Regions from separate parts of the Homo sapiens genome. Here region 2 is linked to region 1. Evidence: read pairs that join two places in POLR2A ChIA-PET (ENCODE). Cell type or tissue: PC-9. All regions are shown on one strand. Links, peaks and the distances in the headings refer to the core of each region. The heading gives the core; the rest is flanking DNA. Region 1 has its middle 140 kb from the start of CDKN2B. Region 2 overlaps CDKN2B-AS1 (CDKN2B and CDKN2A antisense cis and trans regulatory RNA 1).

What was found. Peaks named below come from ENCODE experiments on the same cell type or tissue, not always from the same donor. Only the 100,000 strongest peaks of a DNase experiment are listed, where the experiment ranks them.
Region 2: POLR2A ChIA-PET joins it to region 1 with 7 read pairs; 3 of 35 experiments call an interaction of 5 or more read pairs at or near these places.

The regions. Positions count from the first base shown.
Region 1 is chr9:22,146,529-22,151,912 of GRCh38, forward strand. No RefSeq gene overlaps it. Among named protein-coding and RNA genes, the nearest start is that of CDKN2B, 140 kb to the left of the region's middle. In PC-9, for the core only: no CTCF peak of the experiment used is centred there; no DNase peak of the experiment used is centred there; H3K27ac peaks cover 1,086 bases.
Region 2 is chr9:22,045,775-22,051,158 of GRCh38, forward strand. It overlaps CDKN2B-AS1 (CDKN2B and CDKN2A antisense cis and trans regulatory RNA 1), which reads left to right. Exons shown (of 19, transcript NR_003529.4): 4 at 543-675; 5 at 977-1,126; 6 at 3,332-3,454. Among named protein-coding and RNA genes, the nearest start is that of CDKN2B, 39 kb to the left of the region's middle. In PC-9, for the core only: no CTCF peak of the experiment used is centred there; no DNase peak of the experiment used is centred there.

The DNA of each region.
Region 1 (5,384 bases), core at 271-5,270:
ACATTGGTACCTGCAGTATTTCAGTGGCATTTGATTTTTTTCCTGCAGAGTTCTATTAATACAGTATTTTAAAATTTTATTGTATGTCATTTAAAAAATACTTTTAAAAAGCAAGAACACCACATTTTTCTGGGCATAAGAGACAAGGTTGCTTTTTGCATGCATGTATGCAATTCTAACCTTTAAATTTCCTATGTCTTTATTTTTTCCCCTGACTTTAGAGCCTAATATTGACTAACAGCTCATTTTGAAAGATAAAAATCCACAAAATAATAATTTAGAAAGTGAAAATGAAAAATTACATTAATTTCTCCTCTACCATTGTTTTTCGTTCAAAACCACAGTTAACATGAGTTGATTTATTTTTTTTAAATGAATCTACTGTGACCGGCCTTATGATCCACCCATTCGCCTAAGTTTGAAACCACATTGATTCAGTCAACAAACTCTATACCACCTACTAATTGATAGGTAATGACTAGTTTTGTTAATACTTGGTTACAGCGATAGCTTTGAGCAAATTTTCAAAGTGAAGCTTTTCTCAACTTTTTCTTGTTGATTCGGTATCTGAAATAGCTTATTAATTCATTCCTTCCTTGTTTCCACTGACACTGCCAATCAGTTGTAGGTGAAAACTCTAAACTGGTCTCCTGTACTTTACTATCCCATTTTCTGCCTTAATTCATCTTCTCCAGTGTCTCAAGTGTAATCTTGCTAAAATACAAACCTAATTATGTTACTCCTCTGTTTACAGTCTTTAAATGTTTTACCAAATTAAATCCAAACTCCTTGAGAAGTTCATACAAGGTTGTATCAGAGCCTCTGAAACGCTAACCCACATCTTCACAGCTTCATCTCTTGATTCCAGCCTGGATGCAATGGGCATTCTGGATTTGACTCATATTACAACAACAAAATAATCTCAAGTGAATACCATGCACTTTTTACTTTTTTTCCACTGGGCTTCTTCAGTGCCACACCTGGGAATGGGGTTTTACTTGTTAAGCTTACCTATGGAGCTCCAAAATGCAAGGAAGTTTAACTTTTGAGAGCAATGTCCAACCAATGAGGGATGGAAACATAGGAAAACATGCTTTCCCAAGTTATTCTTCTAACAAACAGCTCTAAGGTACGTTCTGTATGCTTATTCCCCCTAGATGTCAGGGTTGAGTTCCAGTGTCCCAAAGCTATATAATAAAAATGCACCTTGGTATAGACTTTCCCGCCTTCCCTTACTCTCTTTAGTCTCCTTTTGTACTCCATAGGATTATCTCATTGACTGGGCTTTGCTTTCTAGTAGAACCTAAGCTATGACATATAGTACTAGACTCTCTCACCAGGAGTGATTTAGGACGAGGAGGCGTTGAAAACTGAAGCTTTGGACATCTCAGATAGTTAAAGCACTCGCAATTTCTGGCATTTATGTGCTCATAATGTAGTGGTGAATGGCAATTGCGGCAACCATGGCCTGACAAGAGCAAGGTCATCAAGAGCTTAGATTGTTTGGAGCTGAAGGTCTGAGTCACCCCATTAGGCTAAAAACCTAGAAAAGTAGAAGTGCTGATGGAGGGTGAGGAAAATCTAATATGGATTGTGGAGGAAGGAGACGATACATATAAAACATGACTGCAGGACCTGCAGTTGTAGCAGTGAGGGCTGTAACTTATTCCATTAATATTTGTGTGTTAAGTCACATGTAGAGATTGTGGCTAACTACCACCTTGAAGACTTAGAGGTTGCTGGAACTTATTCTAGGGCGTAGGTGTATCTGTGTGGTACAAAGGATAGACTGTATGGGTTGTTTTTGGCTTTCTGACTCATATCCTCTTGGCTTCATCTCTGATTACAGTGTAGATGCAGTGGGTAGTTTGGCTTACGTCAGGCTGACATCTTTCCTCAAGCACTGGATGTTTTGCACTTTTGCCCTTGGGTTTTTCCAATGCCACAATTGCCATTGGGAAGCCCTCTGTTCAAGCAGGCATGCTCAGTCGAGAAGCCAACAGGGGTTTACATCCCCAAAGCAAACCTTAACTAATGGAGGATACAAGTTGATGGATAAAAATAGTCAAACCTTAAGTACATAATTCCAAAAGGTATTCTAAACACTCCTTAGAAGATTCCAGGCAGGGCTGAGCACAAGTTGCCTACAATGGTGATATTAATAATGCATCTATATATATGCCTTTTCACATTCCCTCCCTCTTCTGTCTCTCACTCCTGCTCCCTGTTCATAAATTTTTGCAGCAGGCTCTGCTTTTGGGAAAACTCAAGCTAAAACAAAAGTCCTTAAATTCCAGTATGCCTCTGTCCTCCACTTTCTACCCAATTTTGTGTTGTTTCTTTTGGTTGTTTCCCTGATATATGCCAAGAAAATAAATGGAGAAATAGAAGGGTGGGACTATCAACAAATACTTTAATAGAATTTCCAGAAGGACTTAAGCTGTCAGATTGAAAGGATCCACTAAGTAGCCCAGAAAATAGTTTAAAAGTTGGTTGTTTTGAAGTTTTTTTCTCCCTGGTTTGTTTTAATCTCTACATCTGGTGTACAGCTGTCCTCATGAGATGCCTTGTTACTATTATTCTCTTGTGCCAAAACTTCTATTTCTTATCCCTGTAATGTTTTCTTTCTTGGAGCACCTCCTAAATAGTCTTAGAAAGGATGCATGGGAGGTAACTTTTTTGAGGCCTCAAACATCTAATGAAGTCTCTATTTTATTTCCTTTGACCTGATTGAATGATTATGGATTTATAGGTTAGAAACTATTTCTTTCAAATACATGAAGGGAGTGTCTTATTTTCTGTGTTGCTATTAAAAAGTCCTAATGCAACTCTTTTTATCATTCTGTGTACAGTGTATGTGATTTTTTTTCTTCTCTGGAAGCATGTGGAGTCTTCTTTAGTCCCCTGTGTTCTGAAATTTCAACAGAAATACCCTTATTAAGGTCTGCTGCTTGGTTTCTATTCTCCATGTTAAAACTTTCCACACATGTTTGGTAATCCTTGGAAGTGTTTAAATTTTCAGTTATCTTTTAAGTAAGTTAAGAGAAGAAAAAACTTTAAAAAGGCAGTTTTTATGTTTACTCATGTATTTCCCATTTCTGTTGCTCTTCATTCTTTCCTGTAATTCTTAGTTCCCATTTAATGTCATTTTCTTCACCTGAATAACTTCTTTTACTGCATATTTTCTGCTTATAAATTCTCTCAGTTTCCATTTATCCCATAAAGTCTATTTTACCTTTATTTTCAAAGGATCTTTTCACTGGATATAGATTTATGGTTGACAGTATTTTGTTGTTGTTGTTGTTGTTAATTTACTTCAGTACTTACATATATTCTAGTTTCTTCTGTCTCCACTGTTTCTGATGAGAAGTCATTATTGGTATCAGTGTTCCTTTGTATATAATATGTTCTTTTCCCTCCAGCTACTTTCAAGAGTTTCCCCTTGTCTTTGTTTTTTCAGTTTGATTGTGATGTACTTCGTTTTCTTTATGTTTATCCTGCTTCAGGTTCCCTGAAATTCTTGGATATGTAGGTTGATGTTTTAAATAAATTTTTAAACATTAGACCATTATTTCTTCAAATATTTTCTTCTTCTCTTCATCTAAGACTTCAATGATATACATGGAGACTCCTTGATATTGTTCCATTGTCACAAAGCCTTTATTAATTTCTTTCAATAGTTTTTTCTTTTTGCAGCTTGAACTTAAAATTCACTGCACTCTGCACCTCCTTTTCCCCCCGTGAAGTCTCCAATCCATTGTTAAGCTCATTCAGGATTTCTCCACTTCAGATATTATACGCTGTAGTTCTAAAATTTCCATTTTTCTGCTGCTATCCCATATGCATTCACTGATTATGACCATAATTTCTATACATTTTTGAGCATATTTATAATAAGTGCTTTAAAGTCCTTTTCTACTAATTATACATCTGGGGCATTTCAGAGTTCAGTTTCTCCTGACTACTTTGTCTCTTGAGTATGCTTTTTCTTCCAGTGTCTAATAATTTTTAAATTATACACAAAGCATTAAAGATAATTTGTTGGCCAGGAGCGGTGGTTCACGCCTGTAATCCCAGCACTTTGGGAGGCCAAGGCGGACAGATCATGAAGTCAGGAGATTGAGATCATCCTGGCTATCACTGTGAAACCCTGTCTCTACTAAAAATACAAAAAAAAGAAAAAATTAGCTGGGCATGGTGGCGGGCGCCTGTAGTCCCAGCTACTTGGGAGGCTGAGGCAGGAGAATGGCGTGAACCTGGGAGGCGGAGCTTGTAGTGAGCCGAGATCGCGCCACTACACTCCAGCCTGGGTGACAGAGCGAGACTGTCTCAAAAAAAATAAATAACTTGTAGAGATTTTGGAGTCTGTTACCTTTCTCTGAAGAATGTTGATTTTTGTTGTAGCAGCAGGGCATCAGTGAAATCTCTGCTCGGTTTACAAGTCTTTTTTTCTTTTCTTTTCTTTTTTTTTGAGATGGAGTTTCGCTCTTGTTGTCTTGTTGTCCAGGCTGGAGTGCAATGGCGTGATCTTGGCTCACCGCGACCTCCACCTCCCGGGTTCAAGAGAGTCTCTTGCCTCAGCCTCCTGAGTAGTTGGGATTACAGGCAGGCGCCACCACACCTGGCTAATTTTGTATTTTTAGTAGAGACGTGGTTTCTCCATGTTGGTCAGGCTGGTCTCGAACTCCTGACCTTAGGTGATCCTCCCATCTCAGCCTCCCAAACTGCTGGGATTACAGGCGTGAGCCACGGCGCCCGGCCTAGTCTTTTAACTATTGCTATCTGCTGGGCTTTTTGGAGTCTCTACCATGCATGCATAGTCCAGTAGTTAGTCAAGGATTTGAAGGGAGTTGATACACAGATTTTGTGGCTTCCTCCTCTGTGCGTCTCTCCTTTCAGCAATTTTTCTGTTTAAATTCAGTCACCCTGGAATCCCTGAGCTCACTCTCTGACTCCACAACTCAGAAAGACAATGACTTTCTTTATGAATTTTAGCTACCCTGCATCACTTGGGCTGCAAGATGCTCTCCAGAGAAAATCTACATTAAAACATGTCACTCAATGCAGTTACCTTCTTTCAAAGGTTGAATCACCTTCTTTTTGAATCCCTGTTGGTTGTTATTTTGTACCTTAAATAATTATTTTTAATACTGGTCCAGAGTTTATAATTGTTATCTATGAGGAGTGTTAGTCTAACACAAGATATTTTGTCATTTCTAGAACAAGACTACTCCACTCTTATGTAGCTGTGACATTGTCATGCATTTCTTTAAAACATTTTAGTGGTTCTTTATTGTTTATCAAATAGAAAATATTCCTTAAACTGCATGTACTCTATTTTTTCATTGTTTCCCATAACAAAGAAATATTATTTCATTGAAATA
Region 2 (5,384 bases), core at 323-5,322, 100 kb before region 1:
TATAAAAGTGAAGATATAGCACTATAAAATTCCACCATAAAGTAAATTGTTCAAGATTGTGGTCCAAGCTCTTCAAAATGCTCATAAATCAGAAGGTGTATTTATTAAACAATATTTTATATGTACCTATAATAATACAATACTATACTACACAAATTGGACCTAAAATGAATTCTCTTGCTATATTAAATATTAAACATTAAATAGGCAGAAATTTTGTTTGCACTGGACTTAGAATATAAGAAGAAAATTTGGGACAACCTGAATAGTTGAGGTCTCTTGAGAAACCCTTCAGCTTCTTTTCCTCCAAATAAATTTCTCTGTAGCAAATGGAAGCCATCCAAATGATTCCCTAGCTACCTCAAAGTACTGTAATTTGTCTACTTCACAAAGTGGAGGACTATATCTAGCAATAATTCAAGAAAAATGCAGTGACTCCCATTATATCTTAGGCACTATGCTAGGAAGTTTATGCATATCATTTTGTTTGATTTTAATAGCAACTTCATGAAATAAATCATCATAATAAATCACTATTTCAGATATTGAGAAACCACAGAAAGAGAGAAGTTAAATAATTTTCCTGTCAAAGACCACATCAATGATGAAGCCAGAATTTGAGCTCATGTACTTAACCACTGGACTACCTGCCTGCCCTGTCGAGGAACAGCTAAGGTTGTCATAGAGTCTTGACTGTGTATAGATAGTTGTTTGAAGAGAGAAAAAAGGCAGGAGGATCTGGGGCATATGTTTAAATCAGGCATTGGCATCTGTACTAGAATTGAAAGGTGGAACTATTATTGTGTTCTATTTATTGAGTATAGGTATACCATATTCAATGTATTTCTCTGCTTCATACACTATCCAAGGTGATAAAAGTGTTTATGAAGAGGGATTAGGAAATATCTGCTGTGTTTAGGTCATAGTCCAACCAAAGGATTAATTAACATTTGCCTCTTTTTTCTCCTACATCCAGTGTCCCTTTTGATGAGAAGAATAAGCCTCATTCTGATTCAACAGCAGAGATCAAAGAAAAGACTTCTGTTTTCTGGCCACCAGATATATGTTATCTGTGCTTAAAGAATTGAAAAACACACATCAAAGGAGAATTTTCTTGGAAAGAGAGGTAATGAGATACAGTGAAAGAGAATGGAGATTCTTTAAATCACAGAGACCTAGGATCAAATCCTGTGATTAGCACTTTTTAGTAATGTAGCCTACTTCATTTCTTTGAGCCCTCGTTTATTTTTCTGAAAATGAGGGTGATCTAAATTACGTCTGGAGTAGTAATAAAGATTAAATCCATGTGATACAGGTAAACTCATGACAATAATAGACATGAAACAAATAGTCTTTCATCTCCCTCCTTTGCTCAAGCATTGCTCTGCTCTTCTCACCTCCTTTCCCTTCCTTTTTCTTTTCTCCTCTTTATTTTGTCTGTACCCAATAGCTTTTCCCAAGCCTTAAAACTATGTATAGGTATATTGTTGCAGCAAAATGCATAAAGGAGACACTCATTATTTGCATCCATTTATATGCTGATATAAATATTTCATCCTCACAAGTTTCAGAGGGAAAGACCACATGCTGGTGATTTGGTGAGAAAGAAGCAACTATTTCTGTGATTTAATTTCAACCTGAGCATTAAAGAGGCACCCTTTCACTACTAGTGGTAACTCCATGCTTCCAAGAACTAATGAGCTGAAGAACTTAGCACTTGTGATGAATTAGTCAAGCAAAAATTATGAAGCGAGTAATCTATAACATTATAGTACATTACAAATGCTGAAATATATTAGTTATTATTTATTATGATTCTTATAGCTCATTTATACTGTACAAAATTCTTCTGTCATTTTATGAAGATGTTACACATATACATAACAAAACTTAGCTAATTAGATACAAAGACTATAGAACCAAATAACTCTTTTCTAAATATTTTCCCTTTAAGGAGGTTTTGCAATCCAGCTTTGCTGTGGTTAGACACTGTTGATGAGAAAACTTTTTTTTTCTTTCTTTTTTTTTTTTAGACAGGGAATCATTCTGTTGCCCAGGCTGTAATGCAGTGGCACAATCATGGTTCATTGCAGCCTCAACCTCTTGGGCTATAGTCGTCCTCCTGCCTCAGTCTTCTGAGTAGCTGGGACTATTTGATGTGCACTCCCATGTGCGGCTAATTTTTGTATTTTTTTTTTTTTGTAGAGATGGGTTTTCAACATGTTGCCTAGGCTGGTCTCGAGCTCCTAGGCTCAAGGTATCCACCTGCCTCAGCCTCTCAAAGTGCTGGGATTACAGGCGTGAGTCAGTGCGCCTGACCTGGATGAGAAAATATTGAGTTGGAAACCCAAAATATGACATAAATAATTGGTATATTTTAGAGCTGGATTTCAACAACTTTTCAACACTGTCATCCTGTAAATGTCTTTCCGTCCTAATCCCATTGCCCATGCACTCAGCAGAAGTGTGTGCCTCTAAGGTGGATGCTGGTATGAAATATCTCAGCTGGGGCAGGCTCTGAAAGGGAGAGATCTGGTTAAAGTGCTCATACCAAACAAAGCTCCTCATGATGCTGGCCTAACTCTCCCAATCCTGCATTTCTCAACAAAACTTTTTGCTCTTCTCTTTCACATAACTCCCGTGGAATAATTTCCATTGAATTGCATGGAAGAGGCTGTTCATGGGGTTAGTCTGGCAGATAAGAGGTCTCCACTGGATTTTTTCATTTTGCAATCAGTTTCATACATATACGTACATACTTTTCTTGGAGTCATAGTTCATTCTCAGGTCTTTTAGAGTTAAATATCTTTCATTTCTTCTTTTAAGGTCTTAATTTCTTGTTTTTCGAGTTTCATGGGAGATATCCAGTCACCAATCCAATCCATATCGGGGAAAAGTACAACAAATGAGTGAAATTTGTAACCAACCTTGGATGATGGAATAAGACATTTGGGAGAACACAGGAGAAGTGGGGAGGTTAAGGAGGGATAGCTCTGTGAAAATTTTGCATTACTCTTGCCTGAGGTCTACTCTTCCTTGTCATGTTGGTGGCTGTTTTGACAATGAGAAATATTTAATGGCAAACTTAGTCTTCTAATTTGAAAATGGAAATCATAACAGTTCTTGCCTCTTAGGGATAGTGTGAGACAAGTGAAATAATCCATGTAAGAGGTATAGTACTATGCTTGCCATTCTTTAAGAGCTCAACAAATATTCACTTTTTACCTATTAGTATCAATCTTAATTCTAAAATTCTATTATTTAATATTTTCCAGTGGTGTTTCTAAATAATATCTAATGACTAGGCTAATACACTATGTGGTTCTTCTAGGGTTCAAGCATCACTGTTAGGTGTGCTGGAATCCTTTCCCGAGTCAGTACTGCTTTCTAGAAGAAAACCGGGGAGATCTATTTGGAATGTATCTAACTCCAAAGAAACCATCAGAGGTAACAGGTAGGAGATATGAAACGACCTTTTAGATATGAACCCTAATTGAATAAAAGTTGCCAAACAACTGTTCCCAAACATCTAAAGAAGAGTTTTAGTCTAAGTGGAATGGCTGGAGAGTATGGGAAGAGTTCTTTCCTACTCTGTCCAAACACAAGCCTCTGTGACATTTATCAAAGAAATGCAGCCCTTTAAATCTGGGTATAAGTCCGAAAGGTGCTTTCCTTGTGAAGCTTCTTTTGTCCTCTGCTTTTAGGACTCTCTGCACACTGCATCCTCTATGTCACCCTCCAGTACATCTGCTCTTACACAAGGGGCCCCACAGGGACTGGCCCACACACCAGCCAGGGCACATGGGCCAACTTTTAACAGCAAAAGGAAATGCTAAATCCTAGAGTAGGGCAGATGAGAAAAATGGCATTCTTCAGAGAGCTGGGATGACTCACATTAAGATCAAGGGCCCTGAAGTAAGACAGACCTGAGTCTGAATCTCAATTCCAACAATAAATTTGTTTATACACTTAAGGCATCATGTATAGTATTGTTAAATAGATACTTTACAAGATTGTAACTAAGAGGAAGCAAAATAATATCTGTAAAGCGTTTCATAGATTGGCCAGCATATAGTAAACATTTAATAATTAGTAGCTATTATTATTTTTCCTTAAATATTTTTTTTCTGGCTTCCTAGCAATCATAAAATTTAGTCTTGTATAGACTCCATGGCTAGGACTTGCAGAATTAAAAATGGTCTGAACAATTTAGACATTGCCTTTTTGTCCTCAAACCAAGGGGTGAATTTTTATTCTAAAATATCCAGATTGTCCATATCACTTAACCAGTTGATTGCTAAGTCTGTATTTCTCTTTTATGCAATTGGGAAACATTAAAAAGTTGAATGTATATACTGTACACATACATGCACACACATAGACTTAAGTACATAAATGTGTATGTACCTTCCATAGCACTTAGCTCATCTGTTCTTTCCTATGACCTTTTCTATAATCCTGTGAAGTAGGTTTTATATTATCCTATTTTATGATTAAAGGAGAAGGGAAGACAGAAAAGCAGCCTGGCTTGGCCAGAGGCCTTGCAATTGATTACGTATAGAGCCAGGGAGTCCTGACCCCTTTTCAGTTTTTCTTCCTCTGTACTGCTGTGATGACTGTGGAAGTGAAGTACTTCTTTGGCTGCCAAGGAAGTCCCAGCTGAAAGGTAACCAAAGGAAAGGAGTATTTGGGAGCAGCATGGCTGAAATCCAGTTAACAGTTAAAATCCCGTTGGGCAATTTCTCGTTAATTGACAACAGGAATTGCTGTCACTGTCCTGTCTAGCCACTTTCAAACGGTGGGGATGTTAGCAAGAGCTCCCAGTGAATGCTTCCTAGGAGAGCAGTGATTGCTTTGGCTAGCTTCTTCTGTAGCAGTTTTCTGGCGGTGAAAAGTCTGTACTAAGACAATTGGAGGTGGTAATCATTTTCTAATAACCACCTCAGGCTTTTGGCACCTAATTCGCTGGCACTGTCTAGGGAAGCTCCTTATGCTAACTCATGCTTCTTGCCATGTCAATCTGCTTATCTAATTTTGCTGGGAAATCTGATATCACCCTTCAAATAGTTCACCTCAGTGGGATCCAGTGTGTGACCTGCAAAGTGCTCAAGGAAGAGTCTGATCAGCTCTGACAAGCAAACAGCAGAAAGAAGTTTTGAAAAAACGGCTACCGTTTTTGCAGCTTTTTCACTGTGGTTCCATGGTGTTTGAAATCAGAATGTAATATTGAGTTAATGACACAAGGAAACACTTGGATGTTCATATTGTCTACTTGGTTTTCATGAACCTCACATGGACTGGCTTCATCCTGTTTCAGAGTCCATTCAACTGTAATTTCCACTCTACTTCCTGTGCAGGCCTTCCTCTGGTTTGTGGGCTGTACA